Linked DNA regions of Homo sapiens: region 2 is linked to region 1. Evidence: chromatin loops called from intact Hi-C (ENCODE). Cell type or tissue: endothelial cell of umbilical vein. All regions are shown on one strand. Each heading gives the region's core, and the rest is flanking DNA. Links, peaks and the distances in the headings are about the cores only. Region 1 overlaps PTPRB (protein tyrosine phosphatase receptor type B). Region 2 overlaps MYRFL (myelin regulatory factor like).

Region 1 (8,332 bases), core at 197-8,196:
ATCAGCCAATATCTCCCCATTAGAGGCTCTTGTAGGTGACATGGCAGTTGGTAGAACATGATGTAAAGGTTAGCCTTACCTGATTCAGTAGTGATGGGTAAAGAAAAAAATGTGTCTGAATAGAGTGGCTTTGTGAATTCCTTCAGGTCCTCATCAAAGAGCTGTGTAAAAGCTCGAATGCTGATTCTGAAAAGAAAACCGATTTATTTAAATATAAATTAGTTGTTGAACACAGTAGCTGAAAAATGTGTTCAAGGAGAAATAGGGCGGGTTCCTGGTCAGTGGGTAGCAGGGTAGAATATGAGTTATGGAATCGGATAGACCTGGGTTCATGCATTCATTCATCAATTTATTCATAAATATTTATTGAGCCCCTGCCACACGCCAATCACTGTTCTAGTAGCTGGGACTTTGCAAGGAACAAAACAAAGTCCCTGCCATTCCAGAGGTTACATTCTCATGGAGGAAGTCAGACAATAAACACACAAATATAATAAATCAGATGAGATGTGTGCTATGAAAAAGAAAAGAGCAGGGTAAGGAAGATGGAAAGCAATGGGAATAAAGCATGTGGGACTGCTTCATTCAGAATGGTAGTGATGAAGGCAGTGAGTGAGAAGTGTTGGATATATCAAAGGAAGAACTAAAAGATTTGCTGATGAATATAGAGTATGGATGATTCCACATGTTCTGGATGGGGAACAACTGGAAGAATGGAGGTGTCACCTACTAACATGAGGGAAAACTATTGAGAAGTAGACTGGGGGGTTTGGGAAGATCCAGACAGATCAGTTGTGGAGGAAGTAATTCCGAGATGCCCATTAGAGAAGTCAAGTGGCCCAAATATCAATATTATTGTTGTTGTTATTTTAACTTACATATCTTTTGGCACTATTTTCTAAAGATCATTTTATCTAAAAATATTCTAATATCATATTTATTGTCAACAGGAAATATTTGTTAAAGCACTGCTTTATAAATTGCTGAAGTTAAAAAGAGATGTATGGTCACTAGTCTTGGAAACTTGAAAGACAAAATACAAAGGAATCAGGCAAATAGCAAAATAAGAAAGCATATATACAATGGCAAATGAGGAATGGTAGAATATGGAGGAAACAGTGTGTGTGGGCATAGGAGGTGAGGTGGCTGGAGCAGAGAGCTCAATGAAGAGACTGCTGGGATAGTCAGGCCAAGGACACAGGGCCCTGGCCAGGAGCCCTGGCAATGAGAATGGAAAGAAGACTGTGAAAGGCACTGAGAGGAGGAACTAGATGGGGCCCAGACTGAAGAGAAGCAGGGGAGAATCAAGGATGGCCTAAGACTTGAGCTCATGTCACTCAAGAGAACAGTGGGATCATTGATAGAAATAAGGAGACAGGCTGGGAGCGGTGGCTCACGCCTGTAATCCCAGCACTTTGGGAGGCCAAGGCAGGCAGATCACCTGAGGTCAGGAGTTCGAGATCAGCCTGGCCAACGTGGCAAAACCCCGTCTCTACTAAAAATACAAAAATTAGCCAGGCATGGTGGCGGGCACCTGTAATCCTGGCTACTTGGGAGGCTGAGGCAGGAGAATCACTTGAACATGGGAGGTGGAGGCTGCAGTGAGCCAAGATCATGCCACTGCACTCCAGCCTGGGTGACAAAGCAGGACTCCACCTCAAAAAAAAAAAAAAAAATGACAGACTGGTGAAGGAGGATATGCTTTGCTTGGGATATACTCGATTTAGAGGGACAGTGAGGCATTGATTTACAACTATCCAGCTGACACTGGCATTATTCCAGTCACCTGAGCAGGAGAGTTGCTGAGGTGGCTGTCCACATGTCCATGTGGGATAGTGCCTGAAAATCAGCTGGTCCTAAATTCAATAAACAAGCAAGATGCAGCTACAAACACACAGATTTGTAACCTCTGCTTGAATGAGAAGCCTGTGATCCCTATCATAGGACCTAAGTTTCATGCTCTCTGCATAAGTCAGCCCAGTCTGGAGAGCTGCACTCAATTTCTGGGGGCATATTTTAGGATGAATTAGAGATCATTTGAGTGACTGACCTGAACAATGATAGAGAAGACTTCAAGGGACATAATATAGTTAGCTTCAGATTTAAGGAAGACTGCCATGTAGAAGAGGAAAACAACATGATTATTTTTCTTCTTGAAGGAAGAATTAGGCTCTGTAGGCTGAATTTATAAGGAAGGAGGAGTTTAGGAACATTAAGCTGTTTTCTAACATTAGAATATGAGCTGCCTCCTAGGTTGAGAGCTCCCAGTCACTGGGGGTTGGAAGATGGGAGTGGGATTCTAGTAGAGGCTGGAGGAGAAGCAGTCCCAGGGAGGCTGGAGGAGAAGCAGTCCCAGGGAAGCTGGAGGAGGGCATCGCTGCTCTAAGTTAAAGATTGGCTTGGGTGACTTCTTAAGTCCCTCCTACTGTGAAGATTCTCTAATTGAACTGATGGAGTATTAGGCTTGGTTTATGTGGGAAAACTTTTGCTAGTGTTAATTTCAATTCTATGAAAGTGACGAGAAGTACTCCTTTTTTTTTTTGTTTTTGTTTTTTTAAAATCTATATTTCTTGAACCCAAAGGTATCTGGGCATGTCCTGTGATAATGCTGAAGCGGTACTAGGCCAGGGCAAATTGTTCTGACCCTGCTCCCGCTTCTTCTGACTTATGCCCAGATCCGAGTGTAATCCTGTAAAATGAACATCAAGATGATATTGATAAATCACATCTATAACTTCCATCTCCAAAAGATCCATTCCAAGTCAAAAGGTGTTCTTCCAGGAATAACAGCCTGTTAATGGAAGTATATTGAGAAAGGTCCACAAAGGGAAACAAGTAGTCACCACACATTAAAGGGGAAGGTGAGGAGTTGGTGTGTTTTGCTAATTTTGGAAGGCAGCTATGCTAACCACCATAACACCAATGCCTTGGCAAATATGTTGCTAATTTATTATACATTTGGAAATTCAGTGTCTCTCTGATAAGAGTTTCTTATTTATAAGTGTGGAAATACTTTTTTTCTTTTTCTTTCTTTTCTTTCCTTCCTTTTTTTTTTTTTTTTTTTTGAGACAGGGTCTTGCTCTGTCACCAGGTTGGAATGCACACTGCAACCTCCACCTCCCAAGCTCAAGTGATCCTCCAACCCCAGCCTCCTGAGTAGCTGGGATTACAAGTGCACACTACCATGGCCAGCTAATTTTTGTATTTTTATTACAGATGGGGTTTTGCCATGTTGCCCAGGCTAGTCTTGAACTCCTGGGCTCAAGCTATCTGCCTGTCTTGGCCTCCCAAAGTGCTCGGATTACAAGTGTGAGCCATCGCGCCCAGCCATAAGGACTTTTTCAAACATGTTTCTGTTTGATCATGTTCAACCTCTCCAATATAATAAAGAAGTTTATTATATTACTTCAGAGGTTTGGAACCTGAAGCTAGGAGAGAGTCCATGTCTTCTCGAAGATCACACAGAAAGATATGAACGAAAACTGAACTTCATATTTCTGGCTCCTAGTGCAGATCTCTTTTCTTATTTCCTCATGGCTTAATTTTTGGTTAAAAGCAATGACTTCTGGCTGGGCACAGTGGCTCATGCCTGTAATTCCAGCAATTTGGGAGGCCAAGGCAGGCAGATCACATGAGGCCAAGAATTTGAGGCCAGCCTGGCCAACACGGTGAAACCCCATCTCTATTAAAAATACAAAAATTAGCCAGGCCCGTGTGATGCGTGCCTGTAGTCCCAGCTACTTGGGAGGCTGAGGCATGAGAATTGCTTGAATCTAAAAAGTGGAGGTTGCAGTGAGCTGAGATCACACCACTGCACTCCAGCCTGGGCAACACAGCAAGACTCTCTCTCTCTCTCTCTCTCTCTCTCTCACACACACACACACACACACACACACACACACACACACGCCATGACTTTTGTAGGAAGGATGAAAAAAGCCTGGGCTAGGAACAAGAGGATCTGAAGTCTAGTTCTCACTCTTACTCCATTGCTGGCTACTTGAATGGTCCCTAAAGTTCTTTATGACTCATCTGTAAAATAAAAGCATTGGCTATAACAACCTTGACATGGTCTGCTCTGAAACCACAAGTGTAAACACAAAGTACTGAATGAATGCAGATAAAAAGGACCTTTAGGAAGGAGATAATTACCTAGTATAGGTTCAGCTTAAAATTAATGGGTTATCAGGCACTCTTCCCTTAAAACTTTTCCAAAAATGAATATCACAACTACTTTCCCCAGCCCAGCACTTAGCACCCACCCACAGTCCTCTCTCGTCCTATCATCCCAGTCTACTCCTTTTTATTCACCCTCTGTTTGAAACTGGACTGTTTGTTCTTCTCTAAACAATTTGTGTATTTAAACCTCCACGCTTTGACTCCCACTATTCATTCCACATTGAATCTCCTTCTGTCCCTATCTGGGTATTTCTAAATCCTTTCCTATGTTTTAATTCCTGTGTTTTAATACATCCTTTGAGAAGCCTTCTGAACCTTCACAGAATTTATTTTCCTTTATTCCTTATGTCCTTCAACATTTCTGCCTCTATTTTGCAGATGTGGCTTCTTTCTGTCTCCACATTGTAAGCTTCTTGAAGGCAGTGGCTCCACCTTATTTATCTATCACCCAACAACACGTATTGCCAGATAAGGCAATAAAATGTGCTGAATATATTATAGAAAGATAATTATGAATATGACACAATAACAAGACACTATTTTTAATGAACAAATATCTGATAGATTTTTTTCCACTTTAAATGTGTCCAGAATCAGAATTCTATAGCAGAAAGTTAGAGATCATGTGGTTCAATTTCCTTCCTTTGAAGAAAACGAGGTCAGGAGAAGCTGACCACCTTACTATGGTCACACTGCTCTTCTATTTAGAATAAAAACAAAACCAGACCAGCACTTTCCTAACCTTCCAACTCTCTCTCACCATAATGATCTGCCCTTTCTCTTTCCATATGGAACAATGGAATAAAACATATGAATCATAGGAACCCAACAATGAATGAAACACATTATATCTGTTGACATAATAAACTTGCGTATCAGCTAAACCTAGCATTTCCCATTTCTCAATCCTAATTATTCTTTTACCGTGCTATTTCCTGTCCACCTATTCGCTTTGGAAAAAAGGATGCCTAACAACAAGGAGGGTCACTGTGGTAATGACTGTCTTGAGACAGGCAGAATTCTGACTGGACTGAGTTCAGCAGCCACCACGCAAGAGGCTGATTTGCATGTGGTTCTCTGATGTGCTTTGGGAGACGACACCTCCTCTCATCAAGCATTATCTGTCTGGCATGCTTTTAACAGGACTGAAGTAAACATATATATTGGAGAAATATAGGAAAGGTGTGTTCTGAAAAACAAATATGTACACAGAGATGATGAAGCCATAACACGAATGTGTTACATCCTTAGAGCATCTTGGCTCATTCCCGTATTTGTTCATAAACATTTCACAAGCACATCCTTTGTGCCAGGAACTTGCCATATTGTTTTGTAACCAATGACACATCTGTCTCCCCTGTTGGACTGTGAGTTCTTGCAGTCTAGTAAAGAGGGCAGGTAATTCGATAAAGGGTTAAAAGCCACTGTAAATGTAGGATTAGAGGAATGTAGGCAGACGGTGATGGGGACGTGGACATGGGGCTGATGGAGCACCCAACTGCCCAGCTGTGGGCTGACAGGATAGTGTGGGTGGTTGAGGGTTGAGCTGGCTTTTGAAGTGTACAGAGAATTCGCCAGCCAGATAAGAGCGGAACGCATCTGAGAGTGAAAAGATTATGCAAAGGCTCAGGCGTATAAAAGAACCATGTCACATTCAGGAACTCTGAGGAGTGAGGAGTAGCAAGAGAGCAGTGGGTACTTGGAGCAAATACGATTGGAGACAAGGCTGGTGAGGCAGGCGGGAGAAAGCAGGGCTCAGTGTGCCCTGTACTGGAATCTGCTCTTGCTCTGGTAAGTGAATGGGAACTATGGGGAAACCTTAATTTAGAAGGGACATGACTAGGTTTGATCTGTCACATACTCAGGACTACTACTTAGGACAACCTTATGGAGCTTTGCAGGTGAGGAAGATGAGGATTAGAGAATTGAAATGCTGCTTACACAGTTAAAAAGTGGCAGAGCTGGAACTCAAATGCAGGGGCTCTTCCAAAGACCTCCGCAGTTACTATGGGTGCTGGGAGATTGGTGGGCTCTGGTCCAGACACAAATTTTTTATAGCTTCTTACTCTCTTTGAAATTTAGTAATGAGTTATCTTCACCCCTCCCCTTTCCATAAGTAAACAAACTAAATCAGCTTCAGTTTTCCAACTCAAAAAGAAAATAGCCCTTAGGTGACTTTTGCTTGAGTTTCCTTGAGCCCAGGTAACCAAGGAGCTGAGGAATCTCTTGAATCTTTTTTTTTTTCTTTTTTATTTTTTAGATGGAGTCTTGCTCTGTCGCCCAGGCTGGAGTACAGTGGCATGATCTCAGCTTACTGCAACCTCCACCTCTAGGGTTCAAGCAATTCTCCTGCCTCAGCTTCCCAAGTAGCTGGGATTACAGGCGTGCACCACCGTGCCTGGCCAACTTTTGTGTTTTTAGTAGAGACGGAGTTTTACCATGTTGGCCAGGCTAGTCTTGAACTCCTGACCTCAAGTGATTCGCCCACCTCGGCCTCCCAAAGTGCTGGGATTACAGGCGTGAGCCTCCACGCCCAGCCGCATCTCTTGATTCTTACAGGAACTGATAAATCCTGGTTTTCTGATCTTTCATGTTTCTCCCTTGTTCTTCTGAAATCTTGTTTCCTTTAGGTAGGCTTGTATGGTCTCTTTTTGAAGTAAGTATGACTAAAAAGTTTGTGTTTGTTTAATCTGGAGGTGCTGACCTTGCCTGGGAGGTAACAGTAACTGTCTGGTGAGTCCTGGGTAAAGGTAGCTTTACAGAGTTCCTGCCAAAAATGAGTGCTTTGTTTTAGGAAAAACATCTGTCTGACTTTTTTGATGTGAGGGAGGGGCTAAGAACTCTCTTGGGTGTAACAGTACGTCATAGTCTCCTTTTGGAAGTGGCAGGAGAGTTTTTTTTTCTACTGAGACCTAGGAGTGATACTTCAAATATGTGAGAACCAATAAGACCTCAGCATCAACAAAGCAGAACGAACACTGGCCCATGGAAAACCTAATTTACTGCCATATTGGTTAGGTATCAGCTCTTCCAACACCCAACAGAGAAGGTACATCCTCTGCAGAAGTAATAATGTTGGATGTCAGTAGCTCTATATCCAAGATGGTAGCCTAGGTTCCCTTTCTCTTGAGGATGCTGATTGGGATGCTATATACTTCTGCTTGTACCTGCTTTCTGAAAACACAGTGCAGAACAAGAGCACTGCCAATTCCTAGGGCCGAAGGGCCTAGTGACTGCAGTGATGTTTCCTGGAGCCAAAGCCAGACAGCTGCTCCTTTTCATTAGTCATCTCCATGGGGAAAAAAGGGTGTTCCCATTCATTCAGGGGTCTTTGCCTTCCAGAGTTCTGTCTGGAGCAAAGAGCGCTTCCATCTTTAGATGCCTTAGAAGGTAAATAAGTGAGTATAATTTCAGTTCACATTATAAGTAGAAGATATAACTTCATATTGTTTTTGGATCTCCCTAAACTCAGTCATTTTATTTGGAAATTTTTACAATAATGAGCAAAGTAAAGTATTGGACTCATATTTAGAAAGTTGTAGAAGGGCCAGGCATGGTGGCTCACACCTGTAATCCCAGCACTTTGGGAGGCCAAGGCAGGCAGATCACTTGAGGCCAGGAGTTGGAGACCAGCCTGGCCAACATGGTGAAACCCCATCTCTACTAAAAATACAAAACTTAGCCGGGTGTGGTGGCGTGCACTTGTAATCCCAGCTACTTGGGAGGCTGAGGCAAGAGAATTGCTTGAACCAGGGAGGCAGAGGTTGCAGTGAGCCGAGATGGCACCACTGCACTCCAGTCTGGGCAACAGAGTAAGACTCTGTCTCAAAAAAAAAAAAAAAAATAATGAAAGTTGTAGAAGAAAGAACAATCTATTAAGAACCTTCAGTTCTTCCCTTAATGAACTGGAGCTTTTGCATAGTGCTGAAGTCCCTTTTGACACATTACCTGCAAGTGGAGGCAGGAATCCAACGTTTATAAATTACCCAGTAAAATGCACAGTACTCTTGTAACGTAGGTTATTAATCTATGGAAGCTCGCATGCATCAGTTGCTCAGACAGCTGAGTGCTTAGTAATGTAGCATGTCCCTTCTAGCAAAACAGTGGTAATATATCTAACCTGTAGGCAGTGTGTGGCTTCAGTGGTCCATCA
Region 2 (8,332 bases), core at 98-8,097, 670 kb before region 1:
TAAATTTTTATTTCTGGAATTTTTCTAATCTTAGAATTTCTATTTAGTTTTTTTATTTGTAGTTTTGATTTCTTTGCTGAGATTTTATTTATTTTTTTTCACAAGCATGTGCTTGTCTGCTCCATTTAGCTTCTTATAGTAGCTGCTTTAAAGATCCTTGTCTGCTAATCCAGTATCTGGATCATTTCTGGGTTAGTGTTCACAGATTGTTCTCTCCCTCCAAGCTAGGCCACATTTTTCTGGTTCTTTGTAGAGAGCAGTTTTTCCAACCCCTGCCGGTGGACTGCTACGGGTCCATGGCCTGATAGGAACCTGGCTGCAAGAGCATTCCCGCCTGGGCTCTGCCTCCTGTCAGATCAGCAGCGGCATTAGAGCGGCATTAGGAGCGGGAACCCTGTTGTGAACTGCACAGGCGAGGGGGATCTAGATTGCATGTGCCTTATGAAAATCTAACTAACGCCTGATGATCTGAGATGGAGCAGTTTCATCCCGAAACCATCCCCCGCCCCCACTACGTCCATCTCTTCCATGAAATCAGTCTCTAGTGCCAAAAAGGTTGGGGATTGCTGTTGTAGAGTAGTTTTTGTACCTGGACATTGTGAATGGCTGGATTCTTTTACATCCCTCAGAAGAGTATACTTTTGTTTTAGTAGTCAATCACTTTGCTTAGACTCAAATTGTAAACTTTGTCTCGGGAAGTAACTCAAATTTCAGTTCAGTCCTGTTGTCTTTGGTTGGGCTGTGCGCAGTCTGCCCCATATATGATAGATCAGGAGTCAGCAATAGATTTGGCAGAGTTACACACAGAATCCAGGGGTCCCCTGCTCTTATCTTTCTTTTCCAAGATTCCTCTTTCACTTTTCAGCAGCTGTGTTTGCCCCAAAATTTGTTTTCTGGTTATTCAGGCCAGGAAGGCTGTGGATTTCTATCGGAGGTTAGCTGTCCTGTGGCTCTGACTTCAACCAGCCCTCAGACTAAATGCTGTAAACAAGAAACTCACTGTATGGCAGTACCTTCTCCAAGTTTCAGTGCCCACCACAATCTCCTTGCTTTTGTCTAGTTTCCAGTGTCTTTGGGTAGGTGGTGTTTTTTGTTTTGTTTTGTTTTTGTTTTTAAAGTATTTCCAGCATTTGTACTGTTTCTCTGTGGGAGGGTCAGATTTGGTAGGAGTTTAATCATCATATAAGAAGGGGGAAAAAAAAACGAAAAGAGCTCTTTGTGATTCTTTAGCATTCCCTATTTATCTGGTTTTGTTCTCTGTCTTTAATGTTAAAGCCTTTCTCAAAATGTCTGGTCCTTTATTGTTTGTTCGTGTTTAAAAAGTTCTGTGTGCAAACCATTGTTCTCATCCAAGGATGAATTTCTTGGTAGAGTGATGAAGGAGGGGATGGCTATTTCCTTGGTAACTTGAAAATACTACGTTTTCCTCGAGTACATTCCATTTTTCTTGGGAACATTATTCCAATTTCTTACTTGTGGGAAATCTGCTTGGATACATGCAAAACAGAGTTAAGGAAAAGACTCAGAATTCAGTGGTTAGATTTTTAATGAATTCTTCTATTTTTTCAGCCCAGTAGCTCAGCCACAGCATTCACTGTGCCTGGTAACCCTGTACCACAGTTTCCCTGGGACCATTTCTCTAGAGAGTAAACCTTTCCAACTTCTGTTGGGGTGATGGAGGTAGCTTTACAGGGTGGGGAAGCTAATATAAGGGTCCAGGTCTTTCTTTCTTTCTTTCTTTCTTTTTTTTTTTTTTTTTTGAGACGGAGTCTCGCTCGGTCAGCTAGGCTGGAGTGCAGTGGCGCGATCTTGGCTCACTGCAAGCTCCGCCTCCCGGGTTCACGCCATTCTCCTGCCTCAGCCTCCCGAGTAGCTGGGACTACAGGCGGCTGCCACCACGCCTGGCTCATTTTTTGTATTTTTAGTAGAGACGGAGTTTCACCGTGTTAGGTGGGATGCCCTCGATCTCCTGACCTCGTGATCCGCCCGCCTCCGCCTCCCAAAGTGCTGGGATTACAGGCATGAGCCACCGCGCCAGGCCTCCAGTTGTTTCTTGTTCAAATGTTCAACCAATCCTTTTGTTTTCAGCTCCACCCTTAGCCCTGAATGCAGAAGCTCATGGTGACTCCTGCGTCCTGGGCTTTTTGAGTTTTGTTTGATTGGAAAACTTCTTGTTGGATCCCTCTGTTCCCTCCACCATTTCCAGGCAGTCTTGGTTGTGTTTTGTCCATTCTACTAGTTCAGTTATCATCTATTCTATTTCTGTCTGCTGCCATGTTATTAAAATTTGGTCTGCTGGGGTCTCTGCTCATATTCTTTATTATGTCTCTTTATTCCTTTACATTTATTTGAGTGGGATTTTTGGAGGAGAGTAGATGTGTGTCCTCTCTTCCCTTATTAATAGGAAGTGAATAAATTATAAAGAACTAATTTGAGGAGAAAACAACTTTTCTGATAAATGATAAAAGCAAGCTTTTCATCGTATTATGTTGGACTTTTAAACATACTAAACTTGAAGCTTCCTCTTCAAGCAAGAGAATCAAGTAGAGGTTGGGGTGCTTATGTATGATGCAGCATCACAGAGATGCTGAGCTATAAGCAACTTGTAGGTCTTTTGAAACAGAGATTTTCACACTTCTTTAGTGGTAGTACACATTTTTTTAAAAATAAAATTTTACTGGCTGGGTGCCATGGCTCACGCCTGTAATCCCTACATTTTGGGAGGCTGAGACAGGCAGATCACCTAAGGTCAGGAGTTCAAGACCAGCCTGGCCAACATGGTGAAACCCTGTCTCTACTAAAAATACAAAAATTAACCAGGTGTGGTGGCAGGCGCCTGTAATCCCAGCTACTTGGGAGGCTGAGTCAGGATAATCACTTGAACCTGGGAGGTGGAGGTTGCAGTGAGCCAAAATCATGTCACTGTACTCCAGCCTGGGTAACAGAGCAAGACTCCATCTCAAAAAAAAAAAAAAAAAATTACTTGCACTTCAATATATAAAACAGAAAAAAGTTATTTTCTCCTCAGCAATTTAAAGTGTTCTTGTTATACAACCCCTGAACTCCTTTTAAGAGCTTTGGGATCCCTTTGCGCCCAGATGGAAAATCATTGCTGTAGGGACAGCAATTTACATTTCGTTAGCTCAAACAGTATGTACAACCATTTTTTTCTGGTATAGGAGTATTAAGAAGTAATTATTTAAAAAATTTTATTGATACATAATAGATGTATATATATTTGGGGGTAAATGTGATAATTTAATACATCCATGTAATTTGTAAAGATTCAATCAGTGCCATTGGGATATCTGTCACTTTAAATATTTGTCCTTTATAAGAAGCAATAATATTAAACTTTATTGGGCACTCACTATGTTTGGGACATTATGTTAATGGGCTTTATATACATGATCTCATTTAATTCTCACAACAATGCTGTGAGGTAGATGTAATGATTATTTCCATTTTGTAGATGAGGAAATGGAGGCCTGGAGAGGTTACGTACTTATTCATGGATACACAGCTAGGAAGTGGAAGAGCTGGGACCCAAAGCCCACTCACTTAACCAGGACACGACCTTGGGCCTGGTCTGCTGGGGTCTCACTTCCCAAACCCCTCACCCCCCCATGCCCAGCACCTGGAACCATCACTGTGGGGGCTGTACACTGAGGGTTGTCTCCCATTTGTGACAAAACTATAATGGACTAGAGTGAAACAAAAACGCAATGTATGTCTCTAATCTTCAGGCAACGCCAGCTCCCAGACACCCCGCCCTATTCTGCATCCGACTCATGCTCTCCTCCGCAGGTCAAAGGTGAGTGCGATCCACCTTCAGCACATCTGGCACTGTTGCTCTTCCTCCTCGACTCTGGGCCGTGAGAAAGGGGCACTTCCTGCTTGTGTCTCTCCCCAGGTGCATGCTACCCAACCCTGAGGCCCACAGCTGGGAGGACTCCAGCTCCTTTTCTCCACCCCACAGCTGCTCCTGCGATGCCGCCCATGCACCCGCTGCAGAGCACCTCTGGAATGGGCGACTCCTGCCAAATCCACGGAGGCTTTCACAGCTGCCACTCAAACGCCAGTCATCTTGCCACCCCCCTGGACCAATCCGTGTCCTCCCATCTGGGGATAGGTTGTTCTTACCCTCAGCAGCCTCTGTGTCACAGCCCTGGGTAAAGAAAAAGATATTTAGTTATCAAAGACCTTTGCGGAAAGCCTCGGAGCAGCCTGCCTCTGGCAGGCACCTAGAGAGAATGCACAGTGGAGTCCTGTCCAGGAGATGGCAGTGTTGAGACGCGTATAGGACATCGCGAGGTCCCAGTGTTCTTGGCTTAGACAATCTTTTAATTAAAAACCCTCCAAATCCAAGGTCCTCATTCAACCAAAAGCTAAAATGTCAGAAATATACAGTGAGGTTCTGGATGATGGAGGAAACACCGTAAGCTTATGCAGCCTCAGCTAGACTACCCAAAGGGATTGTGAATGAGCTCTCCGAGAAATATCTGCTAATTAAGCATTAACTAATGTTCTTTTCTTCTGTCTTCTCCCCTTTTCTTTCTTTTATTTCCTCTTCTGGATCTAGAGAGTGCCAGAAAGAGTAAAGGCTATCAAAAATTGTGGTAAAACTCCACATGAAAAAAGTTGTCGGGTGTAAAATGTATACCTATATTTTAAGTCTGTATCTTCCCTGTCTCAATGAGTCCTCTGCCATTATAAACATTGTCAGCTTATCTTTCAGGTTGGTGAATCTCAGATCCACTTGATCAAGGGAAATAGTTTCAGCCTAGTAGGGCTCAAGGAACCTTAACTAATTGGAATTAGACTTAGGAAAGCAGAGAGCCTGGGAGATTAAATTTTATTTAACATAACATGGAACACAAGGAAGAATCCTAACCTTCGTTTTGGTGTCTTGATTTTAGAGCCTCATTGCCTCCAACCAAGAAGAGAAAGTGCACGCAGGCACTGGAGGACTCCGGGGAATGCCGAGTGTGGGCCTGCCACTGCAGACCGAGTGAGCAAACCTGGGTGGGAACAAGGGCGATGCCATCAAAGCCTTGGGCATTAAAGCAAGGCTTTTTACCAGCCTTTGAGCAGCCCTGCAAAAGTTTCCCTCTCACAGAAGAGCAATGATAAGCTCTGGTAGTTTGGTTCTTCCCTCTTGATGTACCTTTCATGCAGGCGGGGTCACACAGGTCCTCCTAGGAAGAGATGATGTTTCCCGTCTCAGGTGTGGGTGAAGTGCCAATCTTTCAATTTCAGGGACGATGTGTCTCAGAGGATTCAGGCTCCAGGCCTGTGGAAGCTGTGCAGTATGGCAGTGCCTTCAAGAGCCTGCTGGTGTGCCCATTGCATTGCTGCAATCCTTCTCAACCTTAATGTGCAAGAAATAGCATGAGGATCTTGGTAAAATGCAGACTCTGATTCAGTCTCTAGGGTCTGAGTTCTGCATTTCTAACAAGCTCCCAGGTGATGGCGATGCTACTGGCTCATGGAAGGCACTCTGAGAAGCAAGACTTACCGTGTTTTTCCACTAGAACAGGGAGGTGGAAAGTTGAACTTTTCCTCAAACTCACTTCAAATTGGCAAGTTCCCAGTGGATGTTTGAAATTTGAAATCATTTTAGAAGTCTTTCATCCGAGTCATCTAATGTCCAAGCGGTCAGCCTTCCTGTTTTTTTTTTTTTTTTTTGTCTTATATAACGTGTAACACATCATGTTTTGAGCCAAGAGACCTGATTAACAAAGTAGCCTTTTGAAGTCCAAAGACTTGAACTTCAAAATTTTCAGAGTAAATGCTATGGCACATACTAGGGGAAAAGGATAACACTCTAGGCCAGTTTCTGTTTGTTTGTTTGTTTGCTTATTTGTTTTGTAAAGATGGGTTTCACTAAGTTGCCCAGGCTGGTCTTGAATTCCTGGCTTCGAGTGATTCTCCCACCTCAGCCTCCCAAAGTCTTTGGATTGCAGGCATGAGCCACCATGTCTGGCCTCAACCCAGTTCTATTAGCAACTGTAAACACTCAAATGTGGGCAGTGTGAACAAATTCAGCGTACCAAGTCCCATTTCTTCTATCCCAGTTTGTCACCTTAGCAAGAGGTTGAAGACTTCCTTCTTGGGTTCCCCCATCCCACCACTTCCCCAGATTCTAGAGGTTTACACTGTCCAGAAAGGAGATGTGCGTGGCTTCACCTGAGTGGGAAAAAACACAGTCTCTCTTGCTGGGGCTGCTGCCTTTTCCTTTGACAGCCCCATGGTAAGAGCTGATTCTCTGAGGGACCTTTGGCGTCAGCTCCAGCGTGGGCTGTGGAGGCCTTCTGTGGATGATGACTTCACCCTGTCAGTCAAGTCCCACCCATCTCCTGGGAGTGCGGTCTCAGAATTGCACTGGGCATCTATCCCTCATATCAACTAAACCTCAAACTGCCTCCTTTCTTTGTATATGCATCCAACATGGTCAGCAGTTGTTCACCATTTTTTTTCCAACCTTAGAAACACAAAATGCTAATTAAAGCCCCATTTGTGGATAAGTTAGAGCTTTCCATCCACCTTCCTATGCAATGCTACCCTAATTTCTTCAGGGATCCCCACATCTAGCCTGTAGCTTTTTTTATGATTCTCAGACATAAAAGGCTGAGTAAATCCCTAGCCAGACGGGGGAACCATCTGTTCATTCTACTGCAGATGCGCTAGCTCACTAAGGGATACAGGACAAGTCACTCAAACCTTCCAAGAATTCCCTCATCAAACCAGATTGCTGCTCAAATTGTCCTGGCCATCCCAGAGTTAAGCTCCATCCTGCGATGGTTTTCTGCTGCCTGTCCCAGAAAGGTCATTGATTCATCACCATCTTCAGAGAACAACCATGGAAGAGTGATGGAAATTACTAGGATTTCCAGCAGATAGGAAATCCTATATCCCTTGTTTAAGTCCTATTCACAGGTCACTGAAAAGCTGACTAAAGATAACTGATTCCAGACAACAGTTCCAGAATGAAAATGAGCAGGTTCCCAAGGCCAAAAAAAGAAAAAAGAAAGAAAGAAAAAAAAGACACAAAACAAAACATTTAGTTAATCCGAATGCCACATTCTTATTACAGTTTGTATTTTTAGCGAAAGTTTTCTAGTCAATAATTCCTATTTGATGTTGCAGGGGCCAACATTTCTACAAAGGTCCTGGGGAAACAGCACATTGCTAGAGGAAGGAGGAGGTTATGCCAGTCTTACAGGCAGAAGGATCACCAATTTTTGATCAGAGATGGCCTGAGTCAATCAATAAAACTTTTCTAGTGACCTCCTCCCAAGTAGTACACTTTGGCCAAGGGTTCCAAGATCCTCATTTATAGGGCTGAAAATGTAGAATTACTGGGTTGGCGTGGGCAAATGTAAAATTTTGCTTAGAGAGGAAGTGCTGGTAGGCAGGCTTCTACCAGCTGGTTCCTGGCCCTACTTGGTCTGAACCCCAAATGAAAAAAGGGTTCATGGCCTCCCTGGAAGGCTTCAATCTTCTCTTATTTTGAACCTCAAATACAAAAGGGTTTTCCAGCCCTAGAGTCATGGCCAGTGGCCCACAGTAAGAGGTGCACTGGCTGAATTCACACTGTAGCATCAGAAAATGTACCTATCTCATCTCTCCAGGAATCTGGGATTCCCAGAGCCTTATTTTTCTTGATTATGAAACGAGAATAATAATTTTGACTTTACCCATCTCTAAGACTTTTTAAAGTAAGTTATGCAAACATATTTTGAAAGGCATTCAAATGCAAGCTATCAGTTTTCTCCAAAAGGTCTGGACTTAGGCAGTTTGCTGCTTTTACATTCTCACTTCTGTTAGATTTTCTCAAGAGATCCTCAATCTAGCATGAAGCGAAGAGGAAGATTTGAATCTCACCTCTTCCACTTAACAGCTGTGACACTGGGCAAGTTATTTCAGGTCTTTGAAAGTCAGTTTCCACATTTGTTAAATGAGATTAAGAATCCTTACCTCATAACCACTTTAGAAATCCTTTTGGCAGTATCTACTAAAGCATGTCCTGCAACCCATAGATTCCATCCCTAGAAGTATAACTAGCAGGAATGTGTACATATGCCCACCAAAAGACATTCATAAGAATGTCCAGAGCAGCATTACTTGTAACAATCACAAACCAAAAAGATACCAAATGGCCATCAACGGCAAGATAAATTGTGGTATATTTATACAATGGAGTACAATATGGCAATGAGAATGAGCAAAGCACTGCCATTTGCAACACTAATGAATGAATCCCATAAACATACTGTTGGGCAAAAGAGGCCGGTGAGGCCAGGGATGGTGGCTCATGCCTGTAATCTCA

What was found. Peaks named below come from ENCODE experiments on the same cell type or tissue, not always from the same donor. Only the 100,000 strongest peaks of a DNase experiment are listed, where the experiment ranks them.
Region 2: it touches region 1 in a loop (3-fold over the local background); 1 of 110 quality-filtered maps calls a loop at or near these places.

Annotation. Positions count from the first base shown.
Region 1 is chr12:70,544,478-70,552,809 of GRCh38, forward strand. PTPRB (protein tyrosine phosphatase receptor type B) reads right to left here. Exons shown (of 34, transcript NM_001109754.4): 21 at 8,300-8,332; 22 at 80-186. All of the region lies in intron 6 of PTPRB-AS1 (PTPRB antisense RNA 1), which reads left to right. Among named protein-coding and RNA genes, the nearest start is that of PTPRB-AS1, 81 kb to the left of the region's middle. In endothelial cell of umbilical vein, for the core only: no CTCF peak of the experiment used is centred there; a DNase peak (open chromatin) is centred at 5,094; H3K27ac peaks cover 3,439 bases.
Region 2 is chr12:69,875,282-69,883,613 of GRCh38, forward strand. It overlaps MYRFL (myelin regulatory factor like), which reads left to right. Exons shown (of 25, transcript NM_182530.3): 3 at 3,747-3,814; 4 at 3,914-4,172; 5 at 4,920-5,011. Among named protein-coding and RNA genes, the nearest start is that of MYRFL, 54 kb to the left of the region's middle. RefSeq lists enhancers at 3,406-3,943, 3,944-4,481, 3,999-4,048 and a silencer at 4,148-4,442. In endothelial cell of umbilical vein, for the core only: a CTCF peak has its summit at 4,273 (motif pointing right); a DNase peak (open chromatin) is centred at 4,280.